2 separate regions of the Homo sapiens genome follow, and region 1 is linked to region 2. The links are chromatin loops, found by intact Hi-C in ENCODE. Cell type or tissue: PC-3. All regions are shown on one strand. Each heading gives the region's core, and the rest is flanking DNA. Links, peaks and the distances in the headings are about the cores only. Region 1 holds the start of TRPM8 (transient receptor potential cation channel subfamily M member 8). Region 2 holds the start of HJURP (Holliday junction recognition protein).

The links. Peaks named below come from ENCODE experiments on the same cell type or tissue, not always from the same donor. Only the 100,000 strongest peaks of a DNase experiment are listed, where the experiment ranks them.
Region 1: a loop joins it to region 2, with 5 times the contacts of the local background. A loop is called at or near these places in 4 of 110 quality-filtered maps.

What each region holds. Positions count from the first base shown.
Region 1 is chr2:233,905,120-233,921,035 of GRCh38, forward strand. TRPM8 (transient receptor potential cation channel subfamily M member 8) reads left to right here and starts at 12,254. Exons shown (of 26, transcript NM_024080.5): 1 at 12,254-12,313. In PC-3, for the core only: a CTCF peak has its summit at 10,247 (motif pointing left); no DNase peak of the experiment used is centred there; H3K27me3 peaks cover 1,094 bases.
Region 2 is chr2:233,844,462-233,860,377 of GRCh38, forward strand. It overlaps HJURP (Holliday junction recognition protein), which reads right to left and starts at 10,074. Exons shown (of 9, transcript NM_018410.5): 1 at 9,923-10,074; 2 at 9,383-9,449; 3 at 8,104-8,159; 4 at 5,302-5,398; 5 at 2,936-3,000; 6 at 1,267-1,359. The coding sequence starts at 10,039. RefSeq lists enhancers at 5,931-6,431, 9,956-10,948 and a silencer at 10,016-10,275. In PC-3, for the core only: no CTCF peak of the experiment used is centred there; a DNase peak (open chromatin) is centred at 10,230; H3K4me3 peaks cover 3,671 bases; H3K27ac peaks cover 1,396 bases.

The DNA.
Region 1 (15,916 bases), core at 7,397-12,396, 61 kb after region 2:
GACTACAGATGCCCACCACCATGCCCAGCTAATTTTTTTTTTGTATTTTTTAGTAGAGATGGGGTTTCACTATGTTAGCCAGGATGGTCTCAATCTCCTGACCTTGTGATCCACCCGCCTCAGTCTCCCAAATTGCTGGGATTACAGGCTTGAGTCAGTGCGCCCGGCCTTCTCAAGAGTCTAACTTTTTTGATGCTCCTCAAAGAAACTGACTACTGGTTCTGATGGTGTTGGTAAGAGTTTCTACTGCAATTACAGTGAGCGCAGTGATAGTGAGTCAGAAGGAATTGCAACCAGTCTCCCAAGACAGAACTAGAAAGCTTGGCTAATTCTTCCTTTTCTTTCATATCCTATGTCAATCAATCATCCAGGCCTCCTAATGTTTAAAAAAATCATCCCTTCTCTCCATCATCATTATCACTCTCCTCACCTCTTGTTGGGACCATATTGTTCCTTTGTTTCCATTCTTGACTTGACCACCAGAGAGACACGGGGCGATCTCCTAAATCCCAAATCTGGCATTGATCTTGTGATAAGCCTGTTCAGTACTTACGTGTTGCTTGCAAGATAAGTTCCAAAGTCCTCTACCAGGCCATAGAAGTCCCCCTGCCCACCTACTCAATCTCCTGTCCTCCACATACACCCCACCCTTTACTCCAAGCTCTAGCCACACCCATCGATTTGCTGATCCTCACCCTGTGTTTTGGTTCATGCTCCTTCAGGAACATGGTGGAGGGGCAGTCTTTTCTCATTCCCCTGGGCCATGTTGCTGTCCCTTTTGGGGACTCCTATAGAAACAATGCCTACATCCATCAGTAAACCCACTGCGTTTTAATTCTCCATTTCTGTATCTTCCTCCTTGGCTATATTGTAACTCCTTTCAAGTAGGCACCGATTCGTATGAATCTTTATAACTTCAGTGCTCTGCATTAGGCCCGTACATAGTTGGCACTAAATCACTGCTAGGTTAATGAATGAATTGAGTAATAAACTAAAGAATAAATCAATGAGTAAAAGGAGAAGGTAAATATGAGAGGGTGTGTCTGAGCACATGAGCCAAGGGAGAATTGCCATTGAGGTCCATGCTCTATGCAGACAGCTGCTTGAGCAGCAGCAACTTGAGAACAGCAAAATGCACTTAGGGAAAAATCACTGAGACCTTCCATTAAGGTTTGATGTGCAATGATGGTTGGCCATGAACTTGCATAGCAGAACAACAATCCCAGGGAACAGAGTCCTCATGCAAACAGAGCCTTTCCACACATGAAAAATGTGACGCTTGTTCATCTGACTTTTATTGAGTCCCACCATGTTCCAGTCTCTGCTTCTGGCACTGGGGACACACTGGTGAAAAGGCTAGAAGGGGAGAGAGACCATCAATGATGTGTAACACTGCACTGAAGATACTAATGTCAAGTAGTGCTCAATGCAATAATGAAAAACAAGGCAAGCTGATATGACAGAGTGGCTAGGGTGGGGGATGAGCAAGGGCCTCTGGATGATAGAATGGCTGAACAGACACCTGGAAGAAGATAATAATAATCAGAATATAATAATGATGATGATGGGGCGGGCGCAGTGGTTCATGCCTGTAATCCCAGCACTTTGGGAGGCCAAGGCAGGCGGATCACCTGAGGTCAGGATTTCAAGACCAACCTGGCCAACATGGAGAAACCCCGTCTCTACCAAAAATACAATAAAGTAACCAGGTGTGGTGGCACATGCCTGTAATCTCAGCTACTCGGGGGGCTGAGGCAGGAGAATCCCTTGAACCCGGGAGGAGGAGGTTGCGGTGAGCCGAGATCACGCCATTGCACTCCAGCCTGGGCAACAAGAACGAAACTCCGTCTCAAAAAAAAAAAAAAAAAAAAAAAAGATGAGCACTTCAGAATGCTTGCTGTGTGCCACGCACTATTTTGAGTGCTTTATTTGTATTAACTAATTAAATATCTCTGAGGATGATGTAAATTTCCATTTGTTACATTTACATTTGCCAAATTGCTACTTAACAAAGAAGAAAACTCTATTTTCTATTTGCACAGAGAGGTTACCAAGTTCACATAGCCAATGATGAGCAGCGGTCTGACTCTTCAAAGTCCAAACTCAAATCATAATTTATTTGCTGTTAATAATCATATTGATAATATTAATAGTTATAATCACAATGGTGAACAGTTCTTAAGAAAAATATTGCTTTGTGTGCTTTACATGGGGTTGACTCATTTAGTTTTCACAAGAACTCTGGGTAGATACTATTATTATTTTCATTGTTTTCTAGATGAAGAAATAAGCTCAGAGAAGTTACAAAAGTTGCTCAAGATTACACAGGTAAAATGGTGAATTTGGAATTTTCACCCAGGCAGTCCTCTTTTGAAGCCTGAGCTCTTAACCTCTGCCTTATACATTTTTAGGCAGCCAGGTACTAGAAGATCTGGGGGAAGGAGTTGTGATATAAAATGAAAGCACTAAGAGCCCAAGAAGGAATCAAGGGAGAGAGCATAGGGAGACAAGGTCATAGGTTGTTTTAGACAGGGTCATAGGTTGTTGTAGATCATCATTTGGAGTGGATTGTTGTAGATCATCATAGGGAGTGGGCTGTTGTAGAACATCATAGGGAGTGGGTTACTCTAGATCATCATTTGGAGTAGGTTGTTTTAGACCATCATAAGGAGTGGGTTGCTGTAGACCGTCATTTGAGTGGGTTGTTGTAAACCACCATAGGGAGTGGGTTGTTGCAGAACATCATTTGAAGTGCGTTGTTGGAGATCATCATAGGGAGTGGGTTGTCATAGACCATCATCTGAGGGGGTTGTTGTAGACCATCATCCGAGTGGGTTTTTGTAGACCATCATAAGGAGTGGGTTGTTGTAGACCATCACCTGAGTGGGTTTTTGTAGACCATCATAGGGAGTGGGTTGTTGTAGACCATCATCTGAGTGGGTTGTTGTAGACCATCACCTGAGTGGGTTTTTGTAGACCATCATAAGGAGTGGGTTGTTGTAGATCATCATTTGAGTGGGTTGTTGGAGACCATCATTTGAGTGGGTTGTTGTAGACCATCACGTGCAGTGGGTTGTTGGAGACCATCATGTGCAGTGGGTTGCTGTAGACCATCATTTGGAGTGGTTGTTGTAGACCATCGTATGAAGTGGGTTGTGCTGACTACAATGGGAAGCCACCTGTCAGTCTGAAAAGGGGACTGATATAATCCAAGAAGTATTTTGAAAGGATGACTTTGGAAGAGGGTGTGGAGAATGGATCCTGTGAACAAACTGGAAGCCAACAGACTAGCTAGGAGCTGTCGCCAACTTCTAGAAAAGAGATGGTGGCACCTTGAATGAAGGAGGTCAGCAGCAGTGACCAGAGAAATGGTCAGATTTGGAATACACTGAATCAGATTTGGAGGCAGAAATGACAAGTTACTGGTGGACTGGGCCAGGGAAAAAGAGAAGAACCAAAGATGACTCCGGGATACTGGTCTGAGCAATTAGTTGGCCAATAGTGTAATGAGCTGATGTGGGGAAGAGATGCAGGTTTGGATTGGGGGTGTGGCTTGGAATCAAACACTCTGGGACCTATTAAGTCAGAGGTGCTTATTAGACACAAGAATGGAGACATTAAAGATAATCCTTGGAGATTTCTTAAAACATGACTTCTCCCACCTTAAGCTTAAGGTATAGCTTAAGAAGGCAGCTGGAACAGCCTCAACTTCTCTTTGAGCTTCATCTGGGCCAACCTGTCTCCCTGTACCTCTTACTCTGAGTGACTCTGAGTACGTGCATGTGTGTATGTGTGTGTGCATGTGCACACGTGCGCCTCGTGAGGTTCAGCAAAGAGGTTAAGCAAAAAGACCCTGGAACCAGATGGTCTGGATTTCAAGCCTGCCTCCACCACTCGCCGGTTATGTAACCATGGGTAAATTACTTAATCTGTTTGTGCCTCAGTTGTAAAATGAGGTTGATGATACCAGTAGTACCAACTCACAGGTTTCTTGGGAGCTTCAGTGAGTCAGTACAGGTAAAACACTTAGAAATGTGCTGACATACACCAAGTACTCAACAAATGTTAGCTAACGTCACAGGGGAGTGTGCACCCGTGCACATAAATGTAGAGAGTGTTTGTGACTGGAGAAATGTTAAAAATAGAAATTCTTTATTGGATAAATGGTTTAACACCTTCCTGCTTGAGATAGCACTATTAGAGTATGGATATAAGGGGCAAAAGCTGAACAGATCCTTGCTTGTTGGATACCGCATCAAAACAGACTCGAACCTCCTAATAATAGGTACCTGTTTCTTCCTTACCTAACAGTCTCAATTTTTACAAGACTGAATTCCTTGCATGTGGAGTTTTGCCTTAATCATGTCTGAATTTGCAGCCCCCAGCCCAGAGGCTGGCAGCCAGCTGATACCGGACAGGGTTCACAGGGGCCAGCGCTCTGTGGAGCCCATTCTTCCTCTGGAAAATGTCTTTCCCATCAGGTTACTTTGGGGGCAAATATTCAATTATCTGGGGCTGCTTGGCTGTTTTTGTCTCTGGCATTTGAACCCATCTCCACTCAGAGACCACTCTGTGGGATGGTAATATTTCTAATAATCCTAATTGTTCATTGCTTTTCATGTTCCCTTTTCCATTACACCTCACTGCCCATAGCCTTCATGCTTTTAAGTAGCATTCGGCATCTTCCCTGTCTTGGGATGGGTTTCTCGTCCCCTAGATCAGAAGGAAGATGGAGCAGTTCTGCTAACCCGAGTGGTCCTGGAATGTGTTTTTCTTCCCATGCCGTTACCACATAAAAGTGGTCAGAAATCACTCAGATCTTATTTTGTCTTCTCAATCCAAGTTTCGGTAATTCAGATAAAAGGTAAGAAATGGGTTCTTAGTGCCCGGAGCTGTAAACTGGGATAGAGGTCATGTAGGCCAAGGTCATATAGGCCAAATGGATGACTATGTGAATTTTTAATATAGAAAATAGTTTCATTTTCTCCCACACTCAAAAGCTGAAGCACCCTTGGGCTGCAGTCAGGGCAAAAATATTTCCTCAAAAGCCCAGTTCCCCTAACCTCATTTGCTTTGTCTAGTACTTGAATGCAGATATTTAAATGCAGTTTCCTCTGAGCCTCTTTGAAATTATCTACTTTACATTTCATCTCCTCTTTCTAATTCCTTGCTTATCGACATCATTGACAAGCTTGAGTCAAGGAACTTGTCTGACAGTCGAGGGATGTTAACACATTGCTGTTAAAACACAGTCTTGTATAAGGAGTTTACCTCTGTCTCAGCAGTGGTTCACATTTACTGATTCTTTACTCTTTAGGATGCCCATGCTTTACAGATCTCTGCAGGCAGTGTTATTGTCAGAGGTGAAGACACTAGGCTTATAGACATTGCCCTGGAACCTGGGCTTTAATACAGGCTGGTTTGCCTCTGGAGACGGAACACTTAATGACTATGGCATTCTGCTTTACGCTGAAAGATTTAGTATAAAGGCATGGGGAAAATTGTCATTATTCACATTTATGTAGGTGGACATCAAATACTTTGGTCTTGGAGTCTGCATTATTCTTGGTCCTTGTTAATTGGCATCTCCATTCTCTCTCTCCATCCCTAACTCCATCTACACCTCCACTCTCATCTCCATCTCTGTCTCTGACTCCATTTCTGTCTCCATCTCTATTTCTGTCTGTATCATCTACTGTTCGTTCTTGTTCCAAGTTCTAGTGTGGGTTCTCGCATGCGAAGCAACTTGGATACCTGATAGAAAGTTCACTGAAAAGCTTCATGTGGCCCCTTGCACCTGGGATGACTGAGGAAAGCTCCTCATGACCATGAAAGAGTTGAAAGCTCCTGCTTTGTCCCCTGGGTGTCTTGACTCAGCTCTGCCTTTCTTGTTGCTCTCTTCTAGGCCTCCTGAGCTGAATGACATACCATCCCCCACGAGTCATCCACGTGTCCTTCTCCAACTCATCAGCAAATTGTGCCGGCTCTTTACCATCACAACCACCCTAAATCTGATGACATTTCATCACCTCCATGGCCCCACCCTAGGAAGTCCAAGCCACACTCATCTCTAGTCTGGACCACTGGGCAACACAGAACTCCACCTGTCCCCCAGTCACCTCCCAGTCACCTGTGTGTGCTGCAGCCAGAAGGATGGTTTCAAAGACTCACAAAATCACTCCTTTCCCTGCTTAAAACTCCCGGAGGCTTCCCATGATATGCAGAATAAAAGCCAAAATCTGTATAAGGGCCTACAAAGTCCTATATAATCTGACTCCTGGCTATTTTCCCACTCATTCTTTCCTCTCTCCACCTCCTTCACTCGGTCCTGGCAAGCCACTCCAAACTTTCGCCTCTCCTGTCTGCCTGGGCTGCATTTCTCCCCACCAGGTCCTCTTTTCTGGCTCTCTTGTTTCACTCAGGTCCCCCTGCCCACTTCTTACCTCTGCAGAAAGACTTCTTCAGAACGTCGATCTGAAAAAACCATCCTGCCGCTGTCTATTCCTTTCCCCTGTCTTAGTTTTTATATTACTTGGCACTATCTGGCATTTTTGTTTGTTGTCTGTCTGTCCCCCTGTCTGGGATGTGGGCTCCCTGGGGGAAGGGGTGTGATCTGCCATGTTCATTACTGTAGTACCATGCCTGAAACAGTGTCACAAAAGCTGTGACAGCAGAAGGACTCATCAACATAAAGCCTGGTAACTTACTTTATACAACACATCAGAGAGAGCCAAAACTCTGCCCTGGTTCCATCAATGACCCACTAAGATGCCAATTGCTTAATCCTTTGAGCAATATGTTAATTATTAAAGACAGCTGTCATTGGGATACACACCTTAACATTCACCACAATTGAGTCTGTTCTGTGCAGTTTCCTTAATATGCTTAAGTACAAAAATTGTATGTCCCCTGAATGTCTTCTGGATAACTGAGAAATGAGGTGTTTTTCCTACAGTAACTAATCATATCAGAATAGAAACTGAGATCTGTGGTTATTACTGCAAGGCCCCATTCATTCTCTCATGTTCCATTCTCTTCCTTGGAAAAAGAAGACAGTGGGCAAGAGAAGATCAGCTTTCTTTCACATTTCATGAAGGGATGAAAATAATTTCCTTAAGATAGAGTTCAGAATGGGAACTATATCAGGTTAAAAAGAAAGAACAATGATGTTAAAGACATTTATGTAAATACAATAGTAGGATTCATTTATAGTTAGAAAAGAGTAAATCACATTGGTTGACATCAAACAAGAGAATAGGAATTGGGATGATCTTATAAAAACCCTCACTTGAATAAAGCAAATTGTGAAAAACTCATTAAAATTACAGCTATTGTAATAGAATAAAAGCATCTGTCCTTTTCATATACCCATTAAAATGTCATGTTTTATTATTCAGGCTCATGGAGAGTTTTTTGATTTTATAGCATTGGTAGAAGGATAGTTCTCTGGGGGTGGTACTGATATTTTGACATTCCCAAATTATTCAATACAAACTTAATCTCTAAAGAGGCATGGAGCTCCATAGATGCCTGGTGAGGTCACCCACAATGGACCTGGGAAGATGTGAAGCTTAAATAAGGGGCCCAGGGCAATCTAGCCTGAGGCCAATGGCCGTCTGGCCATTGAACCTTGAACTCAGGACTGGAGAAAGAGCTTCTTGCTTGAGGCCAGAAGAGACAGAGAGAGACCAGAGTCTGAAGGAGCTGGCTAGACCTGATTCCATCAGGGAGGGGAGAGTTCCAGGGACTGGGGAGACTTATGAAGGGCACCAAATCTAGAGGGACCTCTTATCCCCTAGGCACAGAAAGCCCTGGGTTTGCCTGGTGGGCATTCTCTGGACCACTCTTCCGGTTCTTGCCTTTCTCCGTGTTGCTGGCCTTGGAGCTGACCGTGGTGCTGACAGGAGTCTGGCGCCTCCTGCGCCCTTGCTATCATTGTGTGTACTGTGGACCCGCAGCATCGGCTCACCTGGTAAGAGCTTGTCAGACATGGAGAGTCGTAGGTCCCACCTTGTATCTGCTGAACCAGAATCTGCATTCAACTAGATTCCCAGATGATTCATATGTACATGAAAGTTTGAGAAGCATTATTTATCACTTTTTATTATTCTACTGCAGAATTACTGGGGATGTGAAATGGAGGGCTGAAGGCAGAAGGGGATTGTTGAAGGTGGGTAGAGTTGCATAGATTTGGTTTATAATGGGATTGATCACTTGAGTGGCTGAGAAGGATTCCATGGTTGTTTGCAAGTGTGGGCTATGCATGTTGGAAGCACACTTTATGCTAGGAGCTTCCCATCAGGTCATTGCTTCTGGGACCTATAAATGCATTATTTGTACTGTTCATTTGTAAGCTAGAGGGTCCTATGGATCTCTATGTTAACTTGCACTATATCAGCTAGAAACTTGTCCAGACTCAAAATTATATCAGAGAAGTTGAGGTACAGGCCACAGTTTCTATGGAACCGTGTGTTCTTGATGGATGAGTTGCCTAAGTCATAAGCAATGTTGAGTTGGTGAGGTAGTGAAGCAGCCATGCTGTTGACATAGGAAGTGTAGCCAAGGATCTGCCTTCCTTTTGACTGTCAGTGTATAGGTCACAGAATATTAAAGAGAACAGAGATGGTGAACTGAAGGCTGTAGTCTGAGAGCAAGGTAATTTTTGAAGACAGCCAGGAAAAGGGTTGGAGCTGCAGTTATGGGACTAAAACAAACAAACAGTGAGGGAGGCCTGGGCCACTGAGAGGCCTAGAGGGTGTTGTGGCATGGGAGGGAGTAGCTCAGAGGCTGGATACAAGGGCTGTGCACATGTACTGGAGAACTCAAGGGCTTTGTGTGGATGAGGTGCCACAAGCCTCCTCCTGGGCCATGGCTATGCTTTGGGACCTGCCTGTGTTGCTCATGAAAGCAATGTTCTAGCACTGTGTGCAGGCTTCCTCAGCCAGTCCACTGTGGTGGAGCAGATGCCCTATACTTACTGCCCTCAGAGCTTTCTTAGCATTCGATATGCCAGGAGCTGGCGTGGTCAGCCCATGGTGTTAGGCTGAATACACTCACTGGGAAGGACCAGGGTCTTGGCAACAGATTCATTGCATATTTGCGCCTCTGGTGCCATGGTAACCTTTCTTCTTCCTGATGACCTACACCTATATTAAAGTTTATAAAACAGTGGCTGGATGGTTGGAGGATGCAGGTGGACAGAAGACGTGGAGCCTGCAGAAGTAAAGGGTAAGTTGTTAATTCTCCTGGAAAAGGTGAGATCTTGTGTCTCTTACCAGGAGAGGCCAAGAGACAGGGTTATGGGTAGCACCCACTGCACCCTTTGCACAATGGGAGGAAGGATGTATGACTTGATGTGCCTCCCAGTTGTGTGTTCATCAGCTGCAATCTGCTCTTCTCAGGAGTTAGTGTCAGGGAGTGTCTGTGCCTCCTGTACAAGGCTTATTGTAAAAGACACCTGATGTCCTTGAGTGACCAGAGTTCTAACTTGGGAGTATGTGCCCACCTCCATCAGTTGCTACCAGTGTGTCAAATTCTCTTCTACACTTGGCTAGGGCTAAGATTTAGTGAGAGGAGCAGAATGAGCCCTGCCGGTCCTCCTTTTTCTAGTAGTAGGAAGCAGCCTCTTCTTTGCAGTGTGAGCCAGTGGCCCCTGGACCCTCAACTAGTACCTGAGGCTTCTCTCCTCATCAAGGCCTCAGGGGGAGGCCTGAGCTCCTGCCAAGAAGGTAAGATCAGGACCCAACCAGAACTCCAGCTTCCTGCATACAGTCAAGAGAGGGAGGCAGGCTCATGGGTGGCTGCGGTGCAGCCTCCACAGGACTCTTCATGGGGGAAGACTCTTCATGGAATGCCTGGGGTGGGAGGCCTTCCACACTGACCAGAGAGCCTTGTCCCTTCCACCAGCTCCAGTACAGCAAACTCAGCCAGAGAGTGCAGTGCAGAGTCAGTGGCATCAATGCATTCACATTGCTCTGTAACCATCATCATCATCCACCTACAGTTTGTTCAGTTTTAATGTTTTCTCATGGCACAAAAAATAGGGAAGCCAAGCTGAGAGTCTGAGTCTGCATATCTAGCTGGAAGTATGCAGAATGGCTCTGCTTATCTTAGTGGGGGAGGAAGGTGTTCAGGGACAAGCAGGGACAGTGCTGTTAATTCACCTTTGAAACCTGCTTTGAGGAGTAAGTGGCTGAAAAACGTCTGTGTGTGACTGAGGTTGCTCAGGGCAGCCACCTTCTGGCATTAAAAGATAGTTCAACAATCCAGCATCTTAAAAAAAAAACCAAAACAATTTCTATCTATCTTGCTAGATGAATTGGGCATTTTGTTGCGTCTTGGATGAAATGGTAAATATTTACATTATATATGTACACCTCTACTTATATCTCTCTATCTCCATCTCTCTCGCTCCCATTTCATGAGGATGCTTACTTACAGCAAGGATCCATTCACGTATGATTTTAAGGACTTGCTAAAGATATTTGAATACAACTTGTTCAGGCCAGATCATACATTATCTGCTGTGGATAAAACAAGTTTGGATTTACAATGAAAATTGAGATAGAACAAAAGACTTGCTTAATAACCAGAAAATGAATGAGAGAAGTCCACATGAGCTTAATTAATTGGCTCAATATTTCTCTCTCTCTCTCTCTCTCTCTCTCTCTCTCTCTCTCTCTTTTCTTGAGACAGAATCTCACTCTGTCACCCAGGTTGGAGTGCAGTGGCATGATCTCGGCTCACTGCAACCTCCACCTCCCAGGTTCAAGGGATTCTCATGTCTCAGCCTCCTGAGTAGCTGGGATTACAGGCACGTGCCACCACACCTGGCTAATTTTTGTATTTTTAGTAGAGACAGGGTTTTGCCATGTTGCCCAGGCTGGTCTTGAACCCCTGACATCAAGCAATCGGCCCGCCTCAGCCTCCCAAAGTGCTGGGATTACAGGCATGAGCCACTGCACCCAGCTGGCTCAATATTTCTAACAGCTAAAAAGCTCATTTTGCTGCTCCGCTCCTCAGATGGACTTGCTCCCCTGTGCAGTGCTATATATGTGCTTGGGGACCATGCTGGGTATGGGAGTTTTTAGTCCTAGGACCCATATTTAGAGTAATTCTGAGATTTCTCTGATTCTCTCTCTCTATTTCTAGCTGGATCTCTTCTCTCACGGGTCCTCATTCAAATCTATCATTTCCAGTTTTCCACAGCCCCCACCCTTCCCTACTTACTACCTAACACTTGGCTGCTCCCTTCATCTTTATGACCTGTCTGAGCCTTGGAATATTTGAGTTTGAGACCTCTGTCTGGAGTCTTTTGTCTCTCTTTGTTAAGGGGGTTTTCTTCTTGAATTGAACATGCTTTCTGCAGGAGTTATCACTACAACCCTATCCTTCCTTTCAGACCTTGCTCAAATCTCTCTGCCTTTGCAAAAAACCCCTTCACACTCCTTCTCTTTCATCTCTAACCTTTTTGCAAGTGTATGTCTTGTGCAATCAGTTCCTGAAATACACTATCCTATTTGTATTTCTCTATGACATATGCTTCATATGAAAATAAAATAGAAATAATGGCCAAAACAGAGGAACATTAGTTATAATATAACTGTTATGTTTGTGGCACGTGATTTAAGTAAAATGACCGAAAGTTGCCCACTGACAATTGTTACTTATTTCTTCGAGGAGAGCTCTTCCAAAGTGTAGTTTAAAGGGGACAGGAAATAGCTGTAAATTAATGAAGCTGGATTTGCTCACCTCCATGATGCCCTCTTGCCTGGCCCAATACTGCATTTAGTTGGTATGAGGAAAGTTCACAAAATCTGCAAAAAAGCAATGTTGGTTAAATTTCCTCTATTTAATAATTTTTTTCCTAATCTTAATTAAGAGCTTTTAATTTATTAATTAATCTTGTCATCACTTTCTATAATGAGCATTTCCCATTTTATTTGTGGTTTTTAAAATGTGCCATTAATTGCAGAAATTAAGTATTAGTATGATTTCATACTATGGTGTTATTGTCAAGCTAAGAGCAGGAATTTGGTATCATTTCTTTATTAGCATTTAAAATACCATGTTCACTAATTATCCATTCCCTACTCGTATTCCACTGCTAAATTGCTGCTATGCTTGGAGGCTTTAGGAGTCTTCTTGCAATTTCAGCGGCTTAAGTTTTTTGTTCCTCTGCTTAAAAGAACCTCAGAGAAGAAGGCGGGGCTAAGAAGATTCCAGTTATAAAAGCTTTCCTCCTCCTGTGGGGAGAGACCAGCAGGATCCTTGGGTGAAAGAAAATCCTGCTTGACAAAAACCGTCACTTAGGGTATGTCATCAACTTTTGCTTTTTGCTTCTCCTTAAATGTTGCCATTGCTGTAACTTGTAGAATAGTACGAGTTTGTGTCTCTGGGAGGGGCATCATTTAGTTTTTCTATGAAGATTTGAAACTAAAGGAAGACAAAAATTTAAATTCCTCAAAGTGTTGTGGGCATAAGCAAATGCGGGTTCACAGATATATCTAATCCTCACTTAGATTTATTTAGAAATGTAGAATTATTTGCTGAATTTTTGAATGACTTTAAATATAATTACAGTTTTCTGTTTCTGATTGAAGGAGTTAGAAACTCCCTAAATGAGCTTTAATGAAAAATTCACTGGCATCTGAACTCTGCAACTGACTATCTGAAGCAATCCTATTGGGAACATAATAAAACAAGTTTTTTCTTGAATCAAGACTATGGTGAAATGTAAATTAACATCAAGAAATAATGCATTCAAATAGTAAATATTCTTTGATAATGAAAGGAGCGGGTATATTTAGCTTGTTTTTACATACTGTGTTTCCTTCCGTTCTTCCAGCCTGTTGAAACAGGCTCATCATTTGTATTATTTATAAGCAAGAGAGAAACACTGAAGGGCTGGATGAATAATTAAAGGTTTTATTTCCATTTAATTTTCAATCCATTATTGCCAGTGCTGACTTTTTCAGTGTTAGGATTCTTGAGCTGAACATAAGGAAATGGTTATTCCTTAAGACTATTCTATATGTGCTAATACAAAGATACTGATCATGAGAGAAGTTTTAGCTTGTCAAAATCTTGACAGTGCAAAGGACTTACTTCCAAGGTTGTGACTTTGGATGCATATTTATTTATAATTTGGAAAAAAGCTGTTTATTATTATTTATTAATAAGATATTTATAATTATATTACAAATAATATAATTGTTATAGAAATAATATAATTACATTATAAATTATAATTACATTACAATTTATAATAATAATTATCACTATCTTTGTTTTGCCTAAGAACTGATATCATTCTTGGCACCTGTGAAGACAGTAGGGGTCCAGGCTGCATAGGGACCCCTGCTTTTCCTCTTATTCTAAGAGGGTCTCAGCAAATAGCATCTTGGAGCATCACCTGCTGCCTGTATCTACCTCCTGTTTCTCACTTCTACTTTTTGGAGCAGGATACCTTGGGGTCAATGACTTCGGGAGCCTCCACTGGCTTTTGCTATTTTCCTAGTTTTCATCCATCTATTCAAACTGAAAAAAATTTGGCTGATAGAGGCAATTAGAAAAACAGGATAATGCCTACAACAAAATAAATCTCAGCTCTCTCCTGGTGGTGACTGAGACATGGAGGCACAGATGCCTAGTGACCTTTTCAGGTATTGTAACCCTTGTATGCACCCCTGCCATGCCCCTGCCAAAATAAGAGTGGAGGAGATCTCTCTGGATGGTGTCATTTATATTTGAAGCTTCTGCAAGTGTTATACTCACCATTTTCATGAATAATTGATGGCTCAAAGAGTGGAGATGGCTGGGGTTTGGTGTGGGGCCCTTTGGAGCATTTTCCTTAGAGTATGAACAAGTTTTTCCTCTCTCATTCAGTGTGCAAAGGAAAACATCTTGTTTCTCCCCCCACCCCATTTTTTTTTTAATCAGAAAGAGACTTAGAACTAGACAATCCTGATTGAAAATGACACTTTAGGACTGATTTGACCATGGTGATAGGTGAGCTAAAAAGCAACTTATAAAACATGCCAGAAGCCTTTTTTTATTAGGATAATAAGAGCACACTAATATTTTTTTTGTATTGAGTTCAAAGGATGCATGAATATTCTGTTGTTCATGAGTGACTTCTAGACTATTTAAAATTATTCATGACCATTGATAATAAAAATAGTACCACGGCCAACCTCTCCCCTCAGCAAACAACATGAGGTTTGTAACCCTTTGTTTAAATTTTGGCAGTGTACTAATGTTGTTAAGATGACAATCTATTTCTTCTCAAAGCTGTATTAAAGTGGCACAAATTAGCTTAATGTTTAAGATTGGGTCTCAGGCCAGCCTGCTTGATTTTGAATTCTGCATCCTCTACTTATTAGCTGTGTGACTTTGGGAAAGTTACCTAACCTCTCTGTGCCTTGGTTTGTCATCCATCTAAAGGAGAAAATAATAATCCATATAACTCATGGGGAGATGGATCCATGTAAATACTCTTTAACGTATCCATGTAAAGAGTATTTACATGGATCCATCTTGCCATGTGTTATATGGATTATTATTTTATTACAAGTACAGTGCCTGGCACATAATAGACATGACACAATACATAACAGTTATTTATTACTGACATTTGGATGGTGTTCCTGGTCTGATGGAGATGTATGTTTCATGTGCAAGCAGGACAAATTGTAATGTTCAGACATTCAAGTTGTGACTACACAAGAACACAAAGCCAAAATTAACATGATATTGCCGCTTGAACATCCAATCAGTTACCTGCATGTGTTTTGAAAAGATTTGATTATATGCTCTGGAAACATTTTATTGCACTTTAAGGACAAGGGGGTCCTTGGTGTGATCTGTGGGCCAGTGGTCCTCTGAAGGTGGTCCTGAGGCCACCTCATTAGCACCTGGGAACTTGCTAGAGATGCAGAATCTGGGGCTCACTGCAGATGTCTCATGCTCTTGAGGTGGGGCCCAGCACTCTGAGTTTTAATAAGTCCAGTGAGTCAGCCTGCAGGATGACGTATAGTTTCCTGTGTGAGAAACTGTAGGAACTGTTGGTCCTTAGTTTGTAACTGCCATCTCTCCTGATAGGTATGGTAGGTCTATCGTGAAGTTTTGAAAAAAATGTGAACGGTATTTCAAGAGTCCATCTTGATTTTAATTTTTACTGAGGTTATCTCTATGGTGGTCATTAAGATTCCATTAAATTCATCAGGCCCATTTGAAATTTTTGAGAGTAAAGACCATGAATAGAAATAATTGAGATTATTGATTAAAAACATGAAAGCAAAGATTGACATAGTTAAACAAGTAAATCCTAGAACTGGACAAATCCTTAGCTATCTCTCTGTGAAGGTCCCTTCCTTTGGGCCTGCCATGGAGATAATTCCATTGAATTTTACTTTCATGGCATAGCTTCAACTTGCATTCAGGACATTCTAAGAAATAGCCAGGCTAAGTTTAGTGCTGTAAGTCTTGCATGGCTGTGCAGGGATATTTACCACTATGTGGCCCAGTGTGCTTTTGGCATAGGCATTTTTCTTTTAACTTATTATTTTGAGATAATTATAGCTTCACAGGAAGTGGAAGAGGAAAAAGCATAGAGAGGGTCTGTGTACTCTTCACCCAGTTCCCCTCAATGGTGACACCTCATGTAACTATCATACAAGATTAATACCAGAGAATTGGCATTGGCACAATGCAAAGGCTTTATCAGATTTCACCATTTTTTTTTTTTTTTTTTGAGATGGAGTTTAGTTCTTGTTGCCCAGGCTGGAGTGCAATGGTGTGATCTTGGCTCACCGCAACCTCCGCCTCCTGGATTCAAGTGATTCTCCTGCCTCAACCTCCTGAGCAGCTGGGATTACAGGTGCCCTTCACCATGCCTGGCTAATTTTTTGGTATT
Region 2 (15,916 bases), core at 7,107-12,106:
CTAAGATCTGGACAGTTGATGTGGTCTCCAGGATAGCTTCCAGCCACAGTCACCACTCACCTGCCAGTAACTTCTTACCCCAGGGGCGCTGGTAGCTTTCTTTGTCTAGCATTATACTCAGACCACAAGAACACCTAGGGGCCAACCGGACGGTGGACAAAGAAGACCCAGTAGATCCGTTCGTTCCTAACCCTAATCTGTTCCCTGGATCAACACAGCAACCAAGAGGACACCACTTGCTGCCTTGGGTTAAAGGAAAAAGCATTTCAGGTACATCCACTAAGTCGGTGGTCCACAAATACAGGCTTTCCGCTGGTCAGCAGCACAGTAAGAAAACACATACACCCCTGTGAGATTGCTGCCTTTTTCTGGAGATGAATTCTTATTCTGCAATGTGTACTTCCTAAGTATTTGGTGTTGCAATGTCCTTTATTCTATGGCAGAGGGCACTGACCTTAAGAGAGGGGTTGGCAGGTGAGTGTGCCCACCTCTCATGCCATCACATCCCCCCCCTCCCAACATGACCTCTCAGCAGGCGGGACAGGTGCCAAGGGTCAGCCTCCTCACCTTGCAGCTGATTCTAGCCTGATCGCACCAGGGAATGTGGGGACTATTGCTTCCCTAACTATGCAGCTTCAAATCCTGGTCCAGAGGTCAGGGCTGCTCTTAAGAGTCCCGTGTGTGGCCCCAATAGATTTTTTTTTTTTTGAGATAGAGTCTTGCTCTATCACCCTGGCTGGAGCACAGTGGCACAATCTCAGCTCACTGCAACCTCCGCCTCCTGGGTTCAAGCGATTATCCTGCCTTAGCCTCCCAAGTAGCTGGGATTACAAGCACGCACCACCACACCCAGCTAATTTTTCTATTTTTAGTAGAGATGAGATTTCACCATGTTGGCCAGGCTGGTCTCAAACTCCTGACCTCAAGTGACCCACCTGCCTTGGCCTCTCAAAGTGCTGGGATTACAGACATGAGCCACTGTGCCTGGCTGCCCCACTAGATTTTTCTGTGAGTTGCCCCAGAACAGTGGGCAGAGCACCCCTGCCAGGGCTCCCACCTTCCTGATGGCGCTGCCCTGGGGGACCTGGAGTGTTTATTCAAGAAGAGCAAGTATGTCAGCATGTGAATAAAACAATTTGGAAATCATTACTTCAAATGCTCTTTATGGGTTCTGTAGAAAAAACAAAAAGCATAATAACACTGTACCTCAATGTATTTAGTTTATGATCTAATTATATAAAAACAAACAACTGGGAAACAGATTACCTCAAAATACTCTGCACCTTGTAGCAGTATATCCACTTGGGTCAAGTATTTCCTTCTTAATTCATTTTTCAAAGGGCTTTGAGGCACTGCAGGCTGATCAAAAAAGAGAAGTCAGAATTTTTAAGAGCTTCTGAGTATAGCTGACCTTTTGGCTTCTGGAACAAACTGGCAAGCTCATTAATGTACAAATCTTTACATGATCCTACTCAAAGTCACTTTCACCTCCATGATGTTATTCAAAGTCACTTTTTCACTTCCTGCTATGTTAATAATCCAAAAGAATGTAAAAAGACACACACACACAAAAAAACCATGTCTAGAGAAGTTTATGACAGCATTGCTAGACCAGGAAAAAAAAAATCTGAATATTCATAGGTGAGTTCAGGACTCAACTACTGGTAATAACTTCAAACTGGTAAGTTTATAAGAAATTCAGTGCTCCTGGCTGGGTGTGATGGGTCATGCCTGTAATCCCAGCACTTTAGGAGGCTGAGGCAGGTGGATCACTTGAGGCCAGGAGTTCGAGACCAGCCTGGCCAACATGGTGAAAGTCCATCTCTACTACAATACAAAAATTAGCTGGGCATGGTGGTGGGCGCCTGTAGTCCCAGCTACTTGGGAGGCTGAGGCAGGAGAATCGCTTGAACCCAGGAAGTAGAGGTTGCAGTGAGCTGAGATTGCCCCACCGCACTCCAGCCTGGGTGACAGAGTGAAACTCCATCTCAAAAGAACCAAAAACAAAAACAGAAATTCAGTGCTCCAGCTCAGGAGGCTCTCCTACCCCTCCCCTGCTAGACACTGGAAATAGAGGGCGTCACCCTCTATCCTCTGCTGAGTGGGGCTGGCACTTTGGTTCTTGACTCTTGGTACCACCCACTTCCCCTTTGTTCCAATCCCTACACAATCTCTCAGTGAGCATCCACTTTCTTCCCCAGGACCACGGCCTTTTTCTTAGTCACTGAAAGTCACACATGGGTGCGTGGGAAACCCTCTGCACAAAAGTAGCAATTTTAGAGGAAAACCATGCATCAGGTATTCTGGCAGGCAACAGAGTGTGACACGGGGGCCAGGAAAGATGCTGGAGCTGGTTAAGCTCTGTGTAAATTCGCATCTATCCCAACCAAGGAGGATAAGAAGCACATCCCATAAGAAAACGGGTGGTTTCTGTGACCCAGGGGGCACTCTGGGAAACAGACATATAGATGACACTTACTGTTTGGGTTAGTGACGGCTGCCCAATGAGGCGACCTTGTGACTTGGGGCATTTGAGGACAGACCTGGAAATACTCCCTAGAACACCTCTCTTTTTACCCTGCCCCTGTAGGGGAGACTGACCGAGAGCCCAGCTTTCCTGTCGTGTGCTCATCCAGGCAGATGGCGCCCTGCCAACCACACTGACAGCTTTATCTGCAGAGTGAAAATCATCGTGAATCAGGCTTGCACTGGGGGTAGAACTGGCTGCCAGGTGCTAGACTGAGAGGAGGGCCTTACCGCTGAAGGGAATCGACACGAGGAAATCCGAGACTTGGAAGTAGCAAAAGCCAGCCTCAGGAGAGGACTTCCAGAAAAGTGCAGGCAGCGCTGCCCGCCTCAGGCCACATGGGCTTTGATGGACCCCTGAGCCCCCAAGCGCCCCCTCTGTCCATTCATTACTAAAGGCAGCACTTACTGCTAAGGCCCAAGCAACTGACTCTTCCTGGTCTGACGTGGCATCGACCTCACCGCTTTTTGAATCTAAAAGTCAAACAAGTAAATCTCAATCAGGATTTTCAGGAAGGAGTGCATTTTCCTCTCAAGGATGGTTTTGGCATCACTTCGAGTAAGTTGTACAGTAAAAATCCCCATTGCTTCAAGGGTGCACCCACTGGAGCCATCTACGGCTGCCCGTGGTTCTTAGTAACCCAGAGAACCCCTAGAATGGGAAACTGCCTGGGGCCATGGAGTGAGGAAAGGCAGATTCTGCACCACCTCCAGCTTTCCATGGCCTCTGAGCCTGGAAGTTGAGACGCTCAAGCCCAGCACTGCTCGACAGAACTTCCGGTGACCATGGAAAGTTCTCTGCCTGCTGTCCTAGGCCAGCCACTAGCCACACCGGGCTACTGAACAGCTGGGATGTGGCCAGTAAGGCTGAGGAAATGGATTTTAAATTTTATTTCACTTTCAACTAATTTAAATATCATCCAGAGAGGGCTGGTGGGTGCCATACTGGGCAGTACATCTATCAAATAACTATTTCCTGTGATTTCAAGCGGTTGGGGAAATTCATGGACCTAAGGATTTATAGTTAAAATCTGGATTAATAGCAGTAAACACATAGCACCACAGGTAAATATCCTCATGAAGAGCTTTCCAATTCTACTCTGAAAGACCACCAGCTTCCCTTTAGCGACTCAACACCCATCACTAACTATTGGTGTAGGCAAGGTGCCAGGAAAGGGACTGGGCAGAGGGGGACAGAGGCTGCGGAAGGCCAGTGTCCAGGAGAGACAGGTGTTTAAAGGCTAGTGACAAAACTGTTTCGCAAGCAGAGGAACCCAGGTCTAAAGAGCTCAGATAAGAGTGGGGGTCTGTTCCAGCCTGGGGATCACAGGGGCTTCCCGGGGGCAGCAAGGAGGCCATGCGGTCAGGCAGGACTTCAGGCCCCATTCTGGGTTCTGGCCTTTTACCCCAAAAGCAATGGGAAGCCACGTGTTGCATCAGAGAAGCGGCTTGACCACATTCACAGGGGCGTCAGTGGGGCGGAGGGAGCCCGGGTGGGGTTGGAGGCTGGTGCTCAGCGGGGACATGAGAGCTAACGAAGCACAAGGCACAGGACAGGGATGCCTTGGCCATGAGGAATGAGGCAGAGGCTGAGATGAAGATCCTGGGTTTCTGGCTAACGCTAGAGGGAAGACGGCAGGGGCCTGTACTGAGGCGCAGAGCAGAAGATGGGGAGCCTGTCTGTCGGGCTGAGTCTTAGCTGTGCCAAGTCTGGACATGAAGTATTGAAGCAGAGGGGCTGCTGGGCAGTAAAACGCCCCCAGTTGAGTTCTGGCTGGAGGTTACAGTCAGCACACAGAGAAGCCATGGCTCCACCTGGGGGAAGGGCAAAGGCAGCTCAAACAAACCCTCTAGAAAGGGCATCCAGCAGGGACGGGAGGCGAGCAGACTGCAGGCTTGGAAGGACGAAGACAGAAGGAGGAAAACTGGAGGAGCATGGGGCCGAGGAGCAGGGGGCCACAGAGGCCCAGGCCAGAACTTCTGGAAGGTTTAAATGCAATGGAGAGCGCAAAACCCAAAGAATAAAACCCAAAGAATGCTAACAGGATTTAGCAATGGGGTTGTGAGAAACCTCACCCAGAGTTGGGCTTTAGAGATGGAGCCGAAAGGAGTCGGGAGAGGAGGAACACACGGGGTTGGTGGGGTAGGGAATCCATGGCACCAAACGGAGCAGGTTATTTCACTCTGGTGGTAAAGGGAACTGGGCAAAGGGATGTGGCAAGGAAGGGGCCCAGGACAGGGGAGAGCCACGAAGGGTCTGATGTATCTAACGTGAGTCTGAGCGCATCTAAATACCGACGGATGGATCCAGGGGACAGAGACTGAAGACAGAAGGAAGGGGTGAGGGACAGATTCCCTAGAAAAGAGGACAGGATGGGGGTGGGCAGTGAGACTGGCCTGGGGAAAAGGAAGGAGCCTCCTAGGAGGACGAAGTGGGAAGCTGCCCTATAGAAGTGAGGGTTCACAACACCACCCTGTAGGGGCAAATCTTAAGTCTTACTAAATCTGGATATTAACTTTTCACATGGAGGGGCATGTTTATTTACTCAAAAAACACCTGAGTACCATTCATATGTCAGGCACCGGATGTAACTGTGGGCAAGGCAGAGCTCAGAAGGAATCAACAGGGTACTTTAACATGATTTTAGTTTTTAAGATATACCTTAGAAAAAATAAAAACTTCACTACTGAGGAATCTAGGCTTTAAGCTGTTGTAACAGGTGCGTCAGACCTGGTCCCTCCTGACTTCAGTTCTCTGACGAAGGCAACACTCACCGGCTCCCAGGACTGTGCGGTGCGAGGGAAGCTCAGGACCCCAGGCTGCAGCTTGCACGGAGCCATCTGTCCTGTCCGCGGGCTTCATGGAGGAGTCCTCCAAGTGCAGAAGCCAATAAAAACATGGTTGTTTGAGTGACAGCACATTTCAAAGTCACCGCAAAATAATAAAACTGCAATCCTTCTGTTAACACAGGAGACAGCAAGAGCCTGCCACAAGGCTTCTCTTCTCCCTGCATGTCCACTTTATAAGAGGCCTCAAGAGCGTAGGAAGGAGCTGAGGCTCCCCTGGGTTGCAGCGGGGGCTGCTACTTAAAAAGCCACTTGGAAGGAGCAGGGAAAGTCAGGGGCCCAGGCACGAGCAGATAAGCTCACACCTCCTAACAGTGGCCCAGGGATGACAGGGACTGGGGCAAACAAAAAGCCAAATTGAAACAGAACAAAATTGTCCTGAGGTCATCAGCGAGAACAGAGAAATAGGCAAGTGGCCCCTGGGCAACTTCCTGTGATCTTTAAAGAATATGCTGGAGTATTTAAGGCGGGGAGGAGCCAGTTTAAGCCCAAGCTAACGCACAGAGGCAGCTGCTTGTCCTGACCAGGAGCTCATACCTGGTGGGCAGAGGTGGTCGGGCGGCCACACTCCTGGTCAGGCCTGCTTCAGCTCTCCAGAGCCTGCTCTATAGCAGGCCCCACGAATAATCCCAGAGCATGGCATCGGTGGGTTCTCAGTAATGAAATTCAAGCATTCAGGATACCAGATTGGCTGAAATATTAATATTTTAGGAACCACCCAGCCTTATAAAAACAGGGCGTGAGAAGGTGGCGAGGCCTATACCGTTAGGGATGGTCCTCAGGTGTCAACTCTGAGGGTTCAGAGGACTTGGGGCTACCCAGGAGCACTACAGGGTAACTGAAGCCCACTTCCAGAATATCAGAACCTTTGCTTCCAGTGAAACCGTCACGTAAGGTGGAGTTTACAGGGTTGTTTTGTGGCTGTGTCTGAGGCAGAACCTGGTTTGAGAATCACAGAGAAGCAGACGATCTACACCAACCCCAAACTATGTGGTAGCTCTGGTAGCTACAAACAGAACCCAGGCATTGTGTTATAACCAACCCAGCACAGGTCAACACCCGGCCTGCCAGGGCCCACAGCCTCCCCCAGCCTCCAGGGCGGCAGGAGCACCAAGTCGTCTGGGAAAAGGTGAAGGCGGATCTGGACACTGTCACCAATAGCAATTACAGTGAAGTCAGAGATGTCCCCGCTGAAATCTCAGGCTACGCCCAGTTTCCTAATCCCAAGAAAGGGTCTGAAGATTCTGGAGACCCAGGTAGGGTTCCTCCTACATTTTAAGCAAAAACCTTAAATAAATCTTTAAATGAAAACTTTTTGCTACCAGGACCATATTAAGCACTGGTCTAATGAGTGGACATCTGTATTATGCATAATTCAAAGAGTATATATACTTTAACCCGATAATCCCACTTCTCAGCATTTATCGAAAAGGGGGACTATCAGTATTGGGAAGAGACAAGGACCGGGATTTTCTCTGAAAACCATTTCTAACAGAGGCTTTATAAATAAAGTTTTATTGGAACACTGCCACGTACACTCATTTACATATTATTTTCGGCCACTTTCCTCCTGCAACACAGAGCTGAGTAGTTACAACAGAGACCATAGAGCCAGCAAAGCCTAAAATATGTATCATCCGGCCCTTTGTGGAAAAAGTGTGCTGACCCTTATTTATTAATAAAGGAAGCCACAAATAGCTAATTGCCTATCAACAGGAGAGCAGTTAAAAAAACATGATTTTTTAAATAATTATATAATTTTATAATTATACAACAGTTGATGAAGAGAAGAGTTTGCCAGATGTATTAACCGGAAAAGTGAGGGAGAAAAAAATGCATTTATAAAGATATGTATTATAGGGAATCACATTGTACTAAAATAGCATTAGTGACCATCTTTGCAGAGAGGAATCAGCTCATTTATGTAGTTGTATGTACTTTTAACATTTTTATGACTAGAATAATTAATCAAGAAGATTTGATTTCAAATTTGCTGTTAATATCGTCACATTGATCTTGATGTTTTTCATTCTTTCATACAGGTTCCTTGACCTGTGACCACAGAGAGGAACCATGTGGCATCTGAGAGGCAGTGATTAACTGAATACCAGATAACCTGGCAAAAGCCACTGTGGCAAAAGGGCTCCTGGATGCCCCCGTAGAAAGGCCAACAGCACCTTCCACTAAAATAACGGGTCTCAGAGCGACAACACCCTCGGATCAACTAGGCAGGGAAGCCAGGGTCTTCCGAAGGTAGAAAAATGCAGAAGGAAAGATGTGTGATCCTCCAGGCTGCACCTCTCCTCATCTCTCTTCCTCCCCTTTCAAAACAGGAAGAGAGACATTCTTCTTCCCTAGAAGGAACTGGATTTGGTATTTTCTGTAAGGACCCAAACAAAGTGAGTGCCTCGCTGGGCTGGCACGTGACCTTGGGGAGGGTTACCCAACTGGCCCAGCCTCTGCACATGTATTATCAGAGCCCCTCAGCCTGTGACACAGGAAACACAGGGTGATGAAAAAGGCCAAATATTACACAGTGACTCCTTGCACTTGACAAGCTACAGAAGAAATGCTTCTAAATCCTTAAAAACAGAAAGAGTATAATCATGAGAAAAAGTGCCCCGTGGTGGCCTCTGCGTAAGCTCAGAGGTTGGGCATACCCACACCTTTATTCATATGAATACTCCTCCACAGCAAGGTTATTTGGCAATAAAATTTGACACTAAATACCTGGATCTCTCCTTCGTTTCTTTCCTTTATTAGTCTTCCACCCCAAATTCTCAATCCTGAAGAAAAGAAACAAAAATGACCATTTACATAATCCTGAACGCTGAACTTCTGCTCAATCTGTGTTCACCAGATGCCAAAGTGACAGGCAAAAAAAAGGTACAATATTAAAACCAAGCCAGGTTTCTGATACCCTGCGATTGTTCCTCTTTGTAAAGTTTCAGGTTTTTAAGGCAAATTCGTCATTCATGGAAATCTCTCCTACCTACTAGAAAACGGCTCATCAAATTACATCATTAGCCCAAAAAGTTAAATGAAAACAAGGAACATATGACAGCGACTGTCCTTAAAATATATAGAGGGCAATCTATATACCATATAGAGGGAGTAAGCACTTTTCGCAGGCAATCTCTACATCCCATATACTGAATGAATGCTTTCTAAGGGCAATCTACATGTTATACAGAGACCAAAGGGTAGCAGACCTGCCACTGGAATATTTTAGTTTCTGCCTGTGTAAACTTTTCACCCAAGATGTGTCTGGATTGGCTATAAAGGCAGAAAGGTAGGATTTCTTTTAACTCAAGGAGCAGATCTTGTGAACCTTCTGTGTCCGTTTAATGCAACATAGAACTTGCTCTGAGGTTTGTTTTCATTAAGTGATACTGAGTTAGTTATAAAGCTATATGGGAGGAATTGACCCCAGCCAGTGCAAAGTGTCACCAGCTATTTACCAAAAAGAATCCACAAGATTTCAGTCCGTTTACATTAACTATTAAACGGAATGCCTTCTCCTCCCTATTCAAGTACTTGGAGCCTCAAGGAAGACAGTTACTACTCCAAGTTAAACAGGGCAAACAATAGTCAATGTGAGTATTCACAGTGCGGGGCGGGGTACTGTTCACAGTTTCATAGGGATTGTACGTGACTGTTACAACACCCACGCCCAGGAGACATTATTGTCATCATCCTTCCCATTTCACAGATGAAGACACTGAGACCAGTCCAGCTAAGCAACTGCCCCACGCTGCCATGGTGGGGAGGTGGCCAGCGGGGATGCCAACCCGGTAAGCCGGAGGCATGTGAGCCAGGAGGCACCTATGTCTCTTCAGGAATTGTTCTAATAAGTAATTCAAGTAATTTACAGGTTTAAGGGCACCAATGTTTTGGTTCCTATTAGTTAGGTGAACAATGTTTACTTCTTAAGAGAGCAGGGACAGCATTTCAACTACTCCATTCACACTCTTCACCCGAATACTCAGAAGGTGGGGAAGACCCTTACCCTGTGGCGTCTCGTAGGTCAGCGTGGCCATTTGCACCACCGGGGTGTCCTCGAAGGGCTGGTTGTACTGCGGAGGAGGAAGGGGCTTCCTGTCAGGTTCCAGGGCCACGAGGGGCCCCAGACCCGGGAGGAGGCGGCGCCAGCCCGTGAGAGGCCGTTAGTCTGGCCTGGGGCGCCCCAAACGCGGTCTCTGCAGCGGAGCCCCCAACTCCGCCTCTCTCGTCCCACTCAGGAGCACCCCCAGCCCCACCAAACCCTCCTCTCTGCACCCGAGCCCCAGGCCTGCTTCCCCACTCCCCGTTCCGGAGGCCCCAGTCTTTCCTCCCCGTCCCCGCACCGAAGCCTTCGGCGCTGCCTCCTTTTTCCCTCTCCGGAGCCCCCAGCTCCGCCTCCACCTTCTCTCCGCATCCAAGCCCCAGTCCCGCTTCCCCAACCCCCGCTCCGAGTCCTCAGAGCCCCTTCCCTTCCCGTCCTACGTCCCCTCCCAGCCTCACTCCGACACGCAGGCCTCCCCTCCCGGCGGACCGGCGGGGGCCGCACCTTCTCTATCAGCCGCTGCATGCGCCTCTGGAAGCGGCGGCGACTGGCCCTGAGCTTCTGCAGCAGCTGGTCGTCTTCCACGTCCTCGCCCTCCATGGCGCGCAGCGTACCCAGCATCGGACCCAGCCAGTACCCAAGCGCCAACCCGGACTGCAGGGCCTCGCGCGCCACAAACTCAAATAGGAGACTCCGCCCTCCCTGCCTTCCTCTCGGTTTTCTATTGGCTAGAGCGGAGAAGCCGGGCACTGATTGGGCCTTTCAAACAAATTTGCGTCCCACCTTCCGGCCAATCCACTCCCGAGTTTCCAGCCACGCCCCAATGTCCGGCGGAAGGGAGGGAGGGTCTCCGGCCGCCACGGCCGGTGGTAGTTGTACAAACAGCTGTGTGCTTATTCATCAGCGGTGCTGTGCGAGATCCGGTGGGATGCGTGTCATCTCCCGCGCTGTGCACCGGAGATAAGTGCGGCCTGGAGATTTCTGCGTGACTTGCTCTGGGTGTCGCCGCTGGGCGAGGTCCGCCTTCCTCACCCCTCCGCCTGGGATCCCGGCGCAGTTTCCAGGGCAGGGGCCTAAGAAAGACAACCCCAAATTACCAACCCAAAAGGAGGCAGGATAGCGAATATTCATCTAGAAGGAAAAAATAAGTCTCAACGAATGACACATTTAAAGATGCTGACAAATGCGATACACATCACAAAATCCAGGAAAATACTTCTATTAACCCAGCTTTTTCCCTATGTATTTCTGATTGCATATTCTGCTTCTTCATTGATATTAATCTTGTAATATTTTCTCCAGAGAGAAGAGCAAGATAAATCAGTCTTTAGTATGGTTGATGGAATTTATGATTGACATCTTAGGAAAGTTTCATTCAGCTTCATCACTTAACCACATTTGTGTGCTTGTGCTGATATGATTACCATAGTATGTGATTGAAAATAAAAGCATTACTGAGCACCAGGAGGTCCCTTAGAGGGGGCTCTTCACCTCCTTTCAGCCTGCACGGCAATTCTATCATGATGTCCTGCGGAAATTTAGGTGGGAGTGGGTGGAGGGTAAGAACTTCAGGGCTCATGTAGTGTGTGTGTCCACAAAACGTGTTGCGTTGTGCTGGACACAGAGATGTGCTGGCCTGATTCCCCTTAAGATGCCACAGCTGCTAGGAGGGCAGTTGGCAGGGGCCTTCAGTTGTCAGCCTATTCTGGGATGATTCAGTTGCAGAGAACTCCCTCACCCAAGGTCCTGCTGCCCCAGGGTGGCCCAGCACCAGTGACTGATCCAGGTGGGAACAGGAAGGCTGTATCATTTCAGTCTGATGGAAGAAAACCCTGGGCCACTTTATCTTCCGAGCTCTCAATTCCACGGAATTGGATGGGGTAACCTACCAATCCTGTTTCTTTCCTTCCCTTCCTCCCTATATAAACATCCTCTCTGAGTCTTCTCCAGTTGCAGGATCTACACATTTAACTTGTACCTTTTCCAATTTTCACAAACAGACCGAGGTGTCTTCCTCCTCCTTCCTTAGGAGTGTTCAGAAACTTAACATGCTCTTCCTTGGACTCTGTGCTTCCCACACATAATTTACTTTTCAAACATCTAACTGGGCCCATTTAGAGACTTGAGACCTTGAATAAGATTTTCTTTTTTCTTTTTGAGTTTTGGATGATTGACTCTTCCATTGTTACCAGATAGAGTTGTCCAGGTTCTTGGTGTGTTGAACAAAGAATTGAACAAAACACACAAAGTAACAAAGGAATGAAGCAACGAAAAACAAAGCAACAGGAGAACGGAGTAAGGAAAGCACAGATTCATTGAAGACAATTCACAGAGTGCGAGCGGACTGGAGCCCGCAGCTCAAGAGCCTCTTCAATTAGGGTTTTTATAAAGCCAAAAGAACTTGGCAACACCCCTGGGTACCCTTTAGAGGCCTCCAATTGGTTACACCCTATGAAGGATTGGCCTGTGACCAATCAGAGCCTAAAGTGGAAACTTGGCCTGCAGTCATTCAGGGGCTGAAGTGGAAACTTCTTTCTTGTTATCACGGGAGTGAAGATGTAGCCTATGTCCTGCCCAATCTTGCTTAAAACTGGCTGCACCTGCTGTTCTCTTGCTTATGCGAACTGGCTGCATCTGCTGTTCCTTTGCTTATGCCTCAACCCTTTGCTACCCCAGTTCCCTATTCTCCTGCCTCACCATGACTCTCTAACAAGCACGATAGTACCAGTTTTCAAAACTGGCGTCTCCCAGGGCTTATTCTCTATTCCTGGGAAACCATTCCAAGATTTCCTTTGCTGGCTTCACTGACAATCCAAGCATCTGCCTCTGTCCTAGGAGTTTGGGGGCAGCTTCAGTGGAAAGATTTCTCAATCTCAAGTTCAAGTCTTTAATTGAAGTCCAAAACATACTTGCTTTAGCCAAACTCCTTCTGAGCCAGCCAAAGTCCATGCATTAACCCTTATTGTTCTGGCCTGGTGGTCTTCCAGTCGTCTCTGACTGGCTTTCCCCATCCCATGGTCTAAAGTGGTGCTCCAGCTAAAGAAAGAAGAACCCTGTATCATGCTTCTCATGTGATGCTGTAGCAGGACAAGCCGCAGACAAAACCCCTCAGACACCGAGTTAAAGAAGGAAGGGCTTTATTCAGCTGGGAGCTTCGGCAAGACTCACGTCTCCAACAACCGAGCTCTCCCGAGTGAGCAATTCCTGTCCCTTTTAAGGGCTCACAACTCTAAGGAGGTCCATGTGAGAGGGTCGTGATCGATTGAGCAAGCAGGGGGTAAGTGACTGGGGGCTGCATGCATCAGTAATTAGAATGGAACAGAACGGGACAGGGATTTTCACAGTGCTTTTCTATACAATGTCTGTAATCTATAGATAACATAACCGAGTAGGTCAGGGGTCGATCTTTAACTACCAGGCCCAGGGTGTGGCGCCAGGCTGTCTGCTTGTGGATTTCATTCCTGCCTTTTAGTTTTTACTTCTTTCTTTAGAGGCAGAAATTGAGCATAAGGCAATATGAGGAGTGGTCTCCTCCCTTAATGCCATTCTCTGTAACACCTCACCCTACCACCCTTGGCAGCCTAACCATATTACTCCAGACCTGCTAAGCAAACTCCTTTGCCACCACTTTCCACTCCCACATAACAGGGAAGGATCACAAGTCAGCTCCTTCCCCAGCAGCAGGTTTCTGGGTGCAGCATCTTGGAATCTCACAGGGTTTCCAGAGATGACGGCGGGTGGCTCCGGCTGCCCCTGCACAGTGCCCTCTACTGGCCGGGCTGGGATTTCCAACCCTCCAAGTGCTGTTTAAATGCCTAGGAAATAGTTCTCTTTAAAGTTATATTACGGCTGCTCTTATAAAATGTGCCTGAATTTTGCTTCAAATAAAAGAGATGGAGACTTATTCTGCATGGAGTTGTCATGTAAATATGTTTCTGTTGGAAAGGTGTGGAAATGTTACCACCAGTCTGTGGTTGGAGAAGCGCAGCTTTTGGCTGGTCCCAGCATTGACACAGAAACTGCTGTGTAACGGTGAGAATGTCAGTCTAAGATAAATTATCGCAAACATCAGACCCCACCTATTAGGCTGCTAAGAAAAGGGTTTGCTTTTTTCTGTTGCCCTAGAGCTGATGCAAACACAGAGGCTGTGAAATAGGCAACAAGCTGACTTTCCACGAGATGTCAGCCAAAGCTCACAAAATGTGTTGTTTGATTGAATGAGTCTCACATCTAACTGAAGTAATTAAGGATGCTGGCAAGAATTTAGCTGGAGGATCTTTCGTGAAGCAGTTTATAAAGTCCAATACTAGAAGGATGGCAAAATAAATGATGATAGATACTTGTGTTCTATTGGCAAGAATTTTGAAGAAGTGTAATTATTGATATCAAAATTCTATATGATCTGTTTAATACAAAAAGGTTATAAACCTGTATTATGTGTGCATTTAAAAAGTATATATTATATAATATAAAGTATGATTATACATGTTTTAAAAGTGTGAGTATATACGTCTCAGAATGTTTCCAGGGCCGTCTCTGGATGATGGTGTGATGAATTATTTTTAATATTAGTTTTCCATAGCTGCATTTTCTAGAATGAGCGTTTGCTGTGCAATTATGAGTTTGCATTACTGATGTAATTAGAAAACACAGGGGGCCAATTATCTTAGTTCATTTTGTGCTGCTATAATAAAACCTGAGAGTAATGAACCTGTAATTTATAATGAACAGAAATTTATTTCTCACAGATCTGAAGACTGGTGAGTCCCAGCCAGACTGAGTGATTGGCCTGTGGTGAGGGTCTGAGTGATTGGCCTCTGGCGATGGTCTTCTTGCTGTGCCATCTCATGGTGTAAAGTAGGAGAACAAGAGAGGGCAAGAGAGAGCAAAAGGGAGCCAAACTCATTCTTTTTTTTTTTTTTTGAGACAGTCTTGCCCTGTGACCCAGGTGGAGTACAATGGCATGATCTCAGCTCACTGCAACCTCTGCCTCCTGGGTTCAAGTGATTCTCCTGCCTCAGCCTCCTGAGTAGCTGAGATTACTGGTGCGTGCCACCACACCTAGCTAATTTTTTGTATTTTTAGTAGAGATGGGTTTGGCCAGGCTGGTCTCAAACTCCTGACCTCAAGTAATCCACCCACCTCAGCCTCACAAAGTGCTGGGATTACAGCCACTGTGCCCAGCCTTCAAACTCATTCTTTTATGAGAAACCCACTCCTGTGATCATTTCCATAATAATGGCATTAGTCCATTCCCTCTGCCATATGGCCTAATCACCTCTCATTAGGCCTCACCTCCCAACTCTGTTGCATTGGAGATTAAATTTCCAATACATGTTTCTGGGGGACACATTTAAACCACAGCACCCCTCATGTGTTTTTACCTTGGCTTTGCAAAATCAGGGGCCATTTATCCAAATAAGACAATGGCCCCAAACATTCTAAAGCTGCTATTGTACAGCAGGTACAACACATAGTTGGTAGCAATATATTCAGCTTTGTCTTTTCAGTTCAGATATTAAGGGTGGTCTTATCATTCTACGGCAAATCCAAAGTTTCTACTGAGGTCGTTTCAAGGACTCTCCCTTAGAAGCATTCTAGGGCATTCTCAGGCCAACAGGTATACTCACTGGGCCTCTTTGCCAAACTCCATTTATCCTTCATATCTGCTGCCAGGTAAGCCAGCCTCAACACTGAGTTCTTGATAGTTTCATTGAGCTTTCATTGCTGAATTTGTTACCCTAGGATTTATAATCAAAGTAATTAGATCTAGGTATTTCTATAAGATCATTAGACCTTATGGTTTGGGGATAAAAGATTTAGTAAATACCTTTGCTTATTCTCCTGCTGCTTGCTGTGTGTGTGTGTGTGTGTGTGTGTGTGTGTGTGTAGGCAGTCTTATTTCAACTGTCTTTGTTTTGTCCTGGATTATCTTGTGTTTATTGATCGCATAAGGGAGTGTTCCACGAAAGACAGATGCATATATGTTGATTATTTTCTGCTTCAATCTAATCCAGTCTTGAAGACAAATGGTTAGAGGTTCCTTAGACCTGTGACAATTATGTGAAAAGGCAATTAGTCGAACTTAGCCTTGGGCACCCTACAAAACCTTCATAATGACATTTATACTTTTGTCAACTTGTGGAAGAAGACCTCTTTGCTCAGTCTATATTTTAGGTCAAACAATTGTTGGGTCATTGGCAGCCTCGTTGATTTCTAGCTTCTGCTTGGTCTAACTTCTGACACCACTCATGAGCGCGCACTGTAGCACAGTCGACTGTAGTGACCCATCTTCCTTACGTGGATTTGTCTGTATCAAATTTTCAAACTCCTGCAGAAATTCTTCTTTCTATCTATAGTCTCATTATGATCCTTACTCTTGCATTCTTTTAGGTAAAAGGCAAAAGATGGCAAAAAAGATGGCCATTTTAAGGAAAGTTTGCTGTGTCAAAATCAAATCATATTTTAGGAGGCACTCTAGAAAAACTGGGAGGCAAA